Linked DNA regions of Homo sapiens: region 1 is linked to region 2. A link is a contact called in ENCODE Hi-C or POLR2A ChIA-PET data. All regions are on one chromosome and are shown on one strand. The core of a region is the stretch at or near the end of the contact, and the rest is flanking DNA. Distances in the headings are between cores, read along the strand shown.

Region 1 (4,394 bases), core at 69-2,568, 91 kb before region 2:
GGAAAGCCTCTTCCTGTTTCTGTTTTGAAGTTTTTCTTCAATACTGTTTCAGGAAGTATTTAGTGAAGCTGTATGGTATAGTAGTTAACAAAGGCTTTACAGTCAGACAGTTAGACTCAAATTCCAGTTCCACCATTAACATAATTTTGGATATCCTTTCTAAAGTCCACTTTATTTCTCCATTTAACAGGGAGAGTAATGCCCACCCAAGGGTAGCTGCAATCAAAATGAGATAATGTGTCTGAAGCACACAGCACAGAGCCAGGCATATACTAATTACTCACTACACAGCAGCTAATATTTTAGACATAGACACACACTGAAAATCTGGAACATGAAGAAAAAATTCCTTAATTTTACCACCTTAGGAATACAAACATGATTTTTTTGTAATTATATCCACATAAAAACTTATGTTTACATTATTGTAATTGTAATATACAATTTTATATCTTTTTTAACATTATAATCACTTTTCCATGTTACCATGTAGGTTCATAATTACCTTTTAAATTTGTTGCCTCAGATTTCATTAAGTTCCATAATTTATCCACTAAATTTCTGTCAAATATTTGAGGGGTTTACAAATCATGCTATAATAACATTTGCATGAATATAGCTTTTCCATCCTGTGGAATTCTTTCCTTAGGATGAATTCTCAAAGCAGGCTTTTTTAGGGCAATGACTTTAATAGTTTTGTCAAACTGCTCTCCACCAGTTTATACAATTTGTAGTTCCTCCACCAATGTGCACACGTCATATCGTCCACTCTGACATTCATTATTAATACTAATATGTTACATTTACTGAGTATTGCCATATGTCAAAGCACCGACCTAAGTGCTTTACATGTATTGTGTCATCATCCTCACAACAAATCTCTGATGTAACCACTATTAGTCATCCTCTTCCACAGATGAGGAAGCTAAGGTTCAGAAGGTTTATAAGCCATGTCCGAGGTCACACAGCAACTAAATGGTAGTATCTAAACTAAACTCAGACCCTGTCTAATGCCACAGTGCTCTTAATCACCTGGCTATATTGCTGCTTTACTCTTCTGCCACCACCCCCCACTCAAATAACAGGTTAAAAAGATCTTCATTGATGTTTTCGTATAGAATTTGTTGATTACTAGCAAAGTTGATCATTTTTACATATGTTTATTTTAAAACTGTATTTTCTTCTTATGTTATTTGTTCATAAGCAACTTCTATAAAGTGACGGGGAAAATTATGTTCCTCATGTACTTTTTACCAATTGGGTGAGTCAACACAATCCTCTCACAAGAGGCCCAGGTCCCCTCTTGATGACCCCACTGAGCTGTCAGTTTATAGGAGAACATGCTCCTTCTCTTCTTCCTGCCCAGTATGAGTTGAATACCAATATTTTCCAGGAAGTTATGTCCATATCTCCTCAACATCACTCACTCGTGCTATGTCTCCTGGTTGGTTTGGAACTCCCTATCATGAATGGGCAGGAAGACCAAATGACCCCAAGAGGGTGACTAACTAAAATAATTTATTAGGTTAATGCAAAAGTAATTGGGGTTTTTGCCATTAATGGCAAAACCACTTATGCACCAACCTAATAACTGAACCAATTTACCAAGGCCTTTGAGACTCAAGCCTACTCTCCCACCCGCTGCCACCCCTCTCTCCTTTTCTCCACCTCTTCAAATTTCCCTTCTGCTAAGATAAAGACTGAAATATATAGGGTTTTTTTTTGTGAATATATGATCCAAACAACTTGGCCATCATTCAAAACGTACTTCTCATCACATACAGAAACATCATTAAAACCCCACCTATGTTTTACTAAGCAAAACTGGATTTACCTAATAAATCTGAATTGTAATAATCCTATTTTAAAATATGCTCCTGCATATTTTAAATTACCTGCATTATGTCTTGCAATATATCTAAGTGCCCAGGCTGCAGCCTCCTTGACTCCAGGGTCAAAATCTTCCAAGCATATGACCAGCGTATCCAGTGCTCCACAATCGACTATTGCCTGAGCTAGCTGGGGAGAATGTTTACCAACTGCTCGTAACACAAAGGCAGCTGCTTTCTTGTAGAAGCGCTACAAGGGTCAAACAGACAAAACTCAAAATGAATTGAGTACTTAGAAAACCAAAATCTAAAATAGACCAAAACTACATAAAAATAACATTACTATAAATAAAGCTCAACAGCTTTTGAATATAAAAGATGAAAAACATCCTGCAAAATAATTTTGATTATTTGATGTGCCCTCATTGCTTCTGTTCAGTAACTCAACTGAAAACAAGGTAGGTTTTACATTGTATTTCAAATGTTTTACCCTGAAGCCTGCATTTGGAAATTGTATAAAATTATAAACATACTTTCCACAAATTCATAAAATAACGAGATTTTATGTATCTGCATTACACCAAAATGTATTGTTTGACCCTTGGGAACTCTTAGATTGTTAGCATGTGCAACTAAGCTCACTGTCAACTGACTAATTCATTTCCTTTACTTGCCCTCAGTCTTTAAGCATGGTAGGCCTTTCATGACCTCAACTAATCTTTCTGGTGTCCTAAATTATTCTGAAGTAACAACCATGTTCTAAAATGTGCTTACAATCATCAAATAAACATAAAGGCAAAACATTCATGACACATTTTAAAACTTTTCCTGGCAAATAAATCAGCCAAACAATGGGATATAAGTTATTTTCTCTAGAAATGCTTTTTTTTTAAGATAAAAGCAAATTACTTACCATTTTGTAAATTTTAAATACTGCTTCATATTTATATTTCCTATAGATGCATTGTTTCTCACTAAGGAATGAGTAAATGAAACTGAAACACAAGACTAACATGTTTCTCTTCATATCGCTAAAAAAATTAAATGTATAGGAAATATGTGGCTGTGACACTCACTATGGTTTTATGGTTAGCATAATGACACAGTGATGGTCTCCTAACTCTTTCTGTTATTAATAAAACCCAATTAAACCCCTATTTTACATTCTAAGTTTCTATTTCTTCACAGTGACTAATGAAAAGTGACTAGTTGACTACAGCACCTGTTTTGAAAGCATTCTGTTCACTTAGACTATAATATTGATACAATGAAAATTACAGGAGAAAAAAACACATCAAGTACATCTTAAACATAGTATATCTTAAAAATCAGTATATGTTGCTAATATAAGAAATATGCTATATTAGTACTGATGTTTTTGATTTGACATATTTTCTTTAGTTTCTTAAATTATATAAGTAACCAAATTTCTACTAATTTACTCTAAATATTAGAATAGAGTTTTGAAGTAGGTTTCCATAGATTATTTTCTTACAAATGTGGGGAAAAAATGGTGATACATTTATTTTCATTACCTTAGCTAACTTGACTTTTTATACTGCAGAATTGTCAAATTTACAGAACATTTATGGGTATCAATAGTCACTATTAATTCCAGTGCCTATAACTAACACTTTCTGATCTCATTCCCTCTTTCTCCTAATTTTCACTTCCCCCAAATTCCTAACACTCTTCTCTTCCATTCCTCATTAAAAGAAATGCCAAAAAAAAAAAACCCAGCAAAACCACAGGACTTTGTACCTCATAAAGAGGAGATTAAATCTCCTGTGAGAAATGACTTAAAGGCTGGGAGGTGAGGGAGACAGAAGCTTGTGCAAAGGCTTCGTGTTTTCACTGCCTCCTCACTTTTCTGCTGTAGTGCTTTTTTGTCTCTCTACAACTAATTAACATTTATTCAACTTAGAAAACTTCTACTGAAAATCTTCTACGTGGGATACCAGAATACAGACTCTGCTCTCAAAAGAAAGAGCTAAGAGTCCAAGAGGAAGAAAGCCCAACAGTATTTGATGATAGAAGGAATATCCACAAGAAAAATAAAATTTCTGTGACTCCTTGTAGAGCTATAACAAGCATTAGTAAGTGACTCTCTCATCTATAAATATAAGGAAAATTTCTGCACCATTAGGATTTATTTTTATTCTGGCAAAATACACATAACATGAAATTTACCATTTTAACCATTTTAAAGTATACAATTTAGTGGCATTTAGTGCATTCACAATGTTGCACAACCATCACCACTATATAGTTCTAGACTATTATCATCAACCCAACAAGAAACTTCTTACAAATAAAGCAGTCAATTCCCATTCCCTTCTCCTTCCAGCCCCTGGCAACCACTAATCTGCTTCTGTCTCTATGGATTTACATATTCTGGATAGTTCATATAAATGGAACCATACAATCTGTGGCCTTTTGTGTCTGGCTTCTTGCACTTAGCATATGTTTTTATGGGTCATCCATGGTGTAGCATTTATCAGTACTTTATTCCTTTTATGACTAATAATCCATTGTATGGATACACAACATTTTGTTTACCCGTTC
Region 2 (4,239 bases), core at 879-3,378:
CATTAATCTATTGAGTACTTACTTTATGCCAAGCTTTGTTCTAGGTGTTTAAAGCCAACAAAATTATCTGCCTTCATGGAACTTACCTGCTAGTGAGGGGAGACAGACAATAAACAAATAAATAAGTAAAATATATATTGGAAGATGAGAAGTGCGATAGATAAAAGTAAAGAAGGGATGGAAGATAGTGCTGGGGTGAAAGTGGGAGTTGCAATTTTAAATAAGCTAGTCAGGTAAAGACTCATTGAGAAGGTGACTTTTAGTCCAAGACCTGAAGATATCTAGGAAGACACCTGGAGAAGAGTATTCCTGGTAGAGAAGCGACAATGGCAAAGATCTCCAGGAATGAGTACACCTGGAGTGTTGGAAGAATAGCAAGGAAGCCCCTGTGGCCAGAGCAGAGGCACAGCACAGCGGGGGACAAGGCAGAGCACAGCGGGGGACCAGGCAGAGCACAGCGGGGGACCAGTCGAGGACTTTTGAGACAGCCACGAAGACTTTGACTCTATCCCAGATGGGAATACACTGGAAGGGTTTGAGCAGAGGAGATTTTCAAAGGATCCTCTTGGATGCTCTATTCAAAGTAGACATTAGGTATAAGGGTTGGAGGAGAGGCTGAAGTAGGAAAGCCAGTTAGGAGACTATTGCAAGAATCTAGGGGAGCGATTATGGCAGTGTACGTCATGATGGAGGTGGTAAGAAGGGATTGGTGTCTGCATAGGTTATAAAGGTAGAACCAATAAGACCTCCTCACAGGTTACATGTGGGGGTGCAGGAGAAGAGAGAAGAGCCAAGGATGACACCAAGGCTTTGGACCTGAGCAATTTGGAAGGAGGGAGTTACCATTTATTGAGATGGGGAAGAGAGTGGGATTTACAGTTTTTATCTGGGGGAAAAATCAGAAGTTCCATTTGGGACACAGTAAATTTGAGATGCCCGCTAGATATTCATGCCATGCTGTATAGGCAGGGATATATTTGAGACTGCAGTTCAGGGAGGAGGTGTGAGCTATAGGTATAACATTGGGAGCTGTCAATACAGAGGAAGTTTGTCAAGCCTAGAGATTACTTGAGAACGACCTAGGAAAGAGACCAATTCAAAGACTGAGCCTTGGGGTGCATCAACATGTAGACTTAAAGGAAAAAAGCATCAGGAAGAAAATTAGTGGAAAATCACTGCCATGTTTGGAAGGAGCACAGGAGGATCTTGTCGCATTTTTAAACTAGATTCATCAGTTTCCCAAGACCATATTCTCTTTGTTTACTGAAAACTTGGCAGCCGTGTGTAAAGTGGCATTGTTTCTTTTCACAAACAAATTAGAGCCCATTTAGTACTGTGTTTGAGTGCTATTAAATATTTAGGTAATCAGTTGTAGGACTAATTGACCTTTGGGGATGTCTTTGTAGCCCCTTCTAGAATGTCAAGTGTTTTGTTTTTAAATAATAAAAAATTGTTCCTTGAGAGTATGCAAATCAAATTCTCAGTCCAGTTAATTACATATTAGTGTTTCGTTAAGTAAATCTGCTTAAGGCGAAATTGCTCTACAGTCAGTTTTAGCGAGTAACCAACTGATATTCGGGGTCATAGAAGGTCTTTAATGCAGGAATAATGTGAATCAAGGGAAATGTCTGTGAATTATATGGTAAGAGTTGTCTTTTCTCTTTGCATGGAGGTTTTCCAGCTAATTGAGTTCATTACTTGTCCCATTAAAGGAGATTAAGTATGTCAACACTGTAGCTGGATAATAGAAGGTCTGTAGCAAAAGTACAGCTCATGCTAAAGTTCAAATCTTTATTTCTAGGGAACAAGATATAGAGATAACAAAGGGAATGAGGAAAAGGAGGTTTCAGCATTCCAGACCGAATATGAAAAGAGGCTCGGCAGGCGACAGGGCATAGCCAAGAATGAAAAAGGTGGGGGAAATCTCACAAGATATTCTCCACTTCTTCAGGTCTGTCCCTCTGTTAGATACATTTCTGTTCTCCTCTCTTCCCCATCTTAGTAACCTCATAACACATTCACCATGAGGCGGGAAAATAGGGTCTGGATGCAGGAAAGCTAAGGCCAGATTCACACTTCAGCTATAACAGGAAATATCCTCTCCATAGGGCATACAATCAGGAAATGTCTTTGTAACTTCACTTCATCCTCTTCATTTACATAGGGTGTACCCTAAGTAGAGGGAATTTAAATTCACAAAAACTGTAACAGGGCCTTTGTGCCCCTATGCTCACTCCCGCTGCCCGCTCGAACACTGTGGAGTGTACGTTCTTTTTTGTTTGTTTGTTTGAGATGGAGTCTCGCTCTGTCGCCCAGGCTGGAGCGCAGTGGCACTATGTCGGCTCACTGCAAGCTCCGCCTCCCGGGTTCACGCCATTCTCCTGCCTCAGCCTCCCGAGTAGGTGGGACTACAGGCGCCCGCCACCACGCCCGGCTAATTTTTTTGTATGTTTAGTAGAGACGGGGTTTCACCATGTTAGCCAGGATGGTCTCGATCTCCTGACCCCGTCATCCGCCCACCTCGGCCTCCCAAAGTGCTGGGATTACTGGCGTGAGCCACGTCGCCCGGCCGGAGTGTACTTTCATTTTCAGTAATCCCTTCATTCCTTCCTTGTTTTGTTTGTGCGTTTTGACGAATTCTTTGTTCAAGATGCCAAGAACCTGGACACCCTCCACCGTTAACAACCATGCTATCCCACCTGAGTAACTCTGTTATTTTACTAGCCAGAATATTCCTGCTAAGGAGCTATACCAAGGACACACATGTATTGTGCATCGTAGCCAGACGTTGCCTTCCTGCTGCAGTCTGTATACATATGAGCCAGGTGTGGCAGACACTGCTATTGGCTCCCAAATCCATTCTCTCCCTTTCTCTACAGTAACTCTGGAATTTTAGCAGACACAGACCACACAGAATAAACATTACTTTTTCCAGGCTCTTTTGCCATTCCATTCTGACAACATACCCATTTTGAGATTTACAAAAAGTTTTGCCTCTTCCATGAAACCTGATCCGAATCCTGTATCTGAAAGGTGATTTTATTCTTCTGTGAATGATCACAGGATTTTACCTGCACCTCTGTTATGACATTTATAAAAATGTCTGATACACATTCCTTAACACTTTTTTTTGAGACACAGTCTTGCCCTGTCGCCGAGGCTGAAGTGCAGTGGTGTACGTATAGCTCACTGCAGCCTTGAACTCCTGGCTCACGTAACCCTCCTGTCTCAGCTGCCTGAGTAGCTGGGACTACAGGCGTGGAATCCCATACCCAGCTAATTTTTAATTTTTTAAAATTTTATTTTGTAAAGTTAGGATCTCTCTGTGCTCCTCAGTTTGATCTTAGACTCCTGGCCTCCTTCACTTTGGCCTCCCAAAGTTCTGGGATTACAGGCGTGAGCCACTGCACCAAGCCACATTCCTTAACACTTCTATCTTGTAAGCTCCTTGGACACATGAACTGGATTTGGTTTATGTTCCATAGCCTCATATCAAGTACTTTGCAAGTAGAAGGCACTCAATCAACATTTTTTGCGTATGGCATTGTGGAAATAGGTCCTTTGTTACACTCTTCCCACTTGTTTTGGACTTCGCTCTCCTTCTAATGTTTTATTTTCAAATCTTTATTATTATTGTTTTTTGAGATGGAGTCTGGCTCTGTTGCACAGTCACGCAATCTCTGCTCACTGCAACCTCCGCTTCCCGGGTTCAAGTGATTCTCCTGCCTCAGCCTCCCAAGTAGCTGGGATTACAGGCACCTGCCACCATGCCTGGCTAATTTTTGTAGTTTTAGTAGAGATGGGGTTTCACCATGTTGGCCAGGCTGGTCTCGAACTCCTGACCTCATATGATCTGCCCACCTCAGCCTCCCAAAGTGCTAGGATTACAGGCGTGAGCCACCGCACCCAGCCATCTTTATTCTTTTGGAAGGAATAAAGACAATGTAATTGAACTTGAGAAAACAGAAATTAAGTGATTCTACTTTTATTTTTCTGTCTTCTTTAACATCTTTGCCAAATAAGAGGCTCCTAATTATTTCATTAGTTACACTTCTATTTAAGACAATGGTGGAAAGCTTCCTTAAAATATACTCTCACTGTTACTCTTTTGCTTGAGAACCTGTGGTGGGCCTCTACTCCTTTCTGTGTCAAATCTGAATTCCTCTGTGTCGTTTTTCAGTGAATTCCTCCTGTGGCTATCGAAATGTAACTTCTCCCACTCCCAAGAAGAACCTTCAA

What was found. A loop is a pair of places that touch in the nucleus more often than their neighbours do. ChIA-PET counts read pairs that join two places held with the same protein, here RNA polymerase II (POLR2A).
Region 1: a loop to region 2 is called in a map of breast epithelium, with 4 times the contacts of the local background. The contact joins two enhancer-like sites. A Hi-C loop is called at or near these places in 1 of 168 maps with a recorded cell type or tissue (breast epithelium). POLR2A ChIA-PET finds 5 or more read pairs at or near these places in 3 of 52 experiments (A673, CD8-positive, alpha-beta memory T cell and common myeloid progenitor, CD34-positive).

Annotation. Positions count from the first base shown.
Region 1 is chr10:22,366,180-22,370,573 of GRCh38, reverse strand. It overlaps SPAG6 (sperm associated antigen 6), which reads right to left. Exons shown (of 11, transcript NM_012443.4): 4 at 1,896-2,079. Among named protein-coding and RNA genes, the nearest start is that of SPAG6, 23 kb to the right of the region's middle. Within about 2 kb of position 1,318, at least 2 of the 41 ENCODE cell types and tissues checked have a DNase peak (open chromatin) inside an H3K27ac peak, as active enhancers do.
Region 2 is chr10:22,276,465-22,280,703 of GRCh38, reverse strand. No RefSeq gene overlaps it. Among named protein-coding and RNA genes, the nearest start is that of COMMD3, 38 kb to the left of the region's middle. RefSeq lists enhancers at 1-436, 437-938. Within about 2 kb of position 2,128, at least 2 of the 41 ENCODE cell types and tissues checked have a DNase peak (open chromatin) inside an H3K27ac peak, as active enhancers do.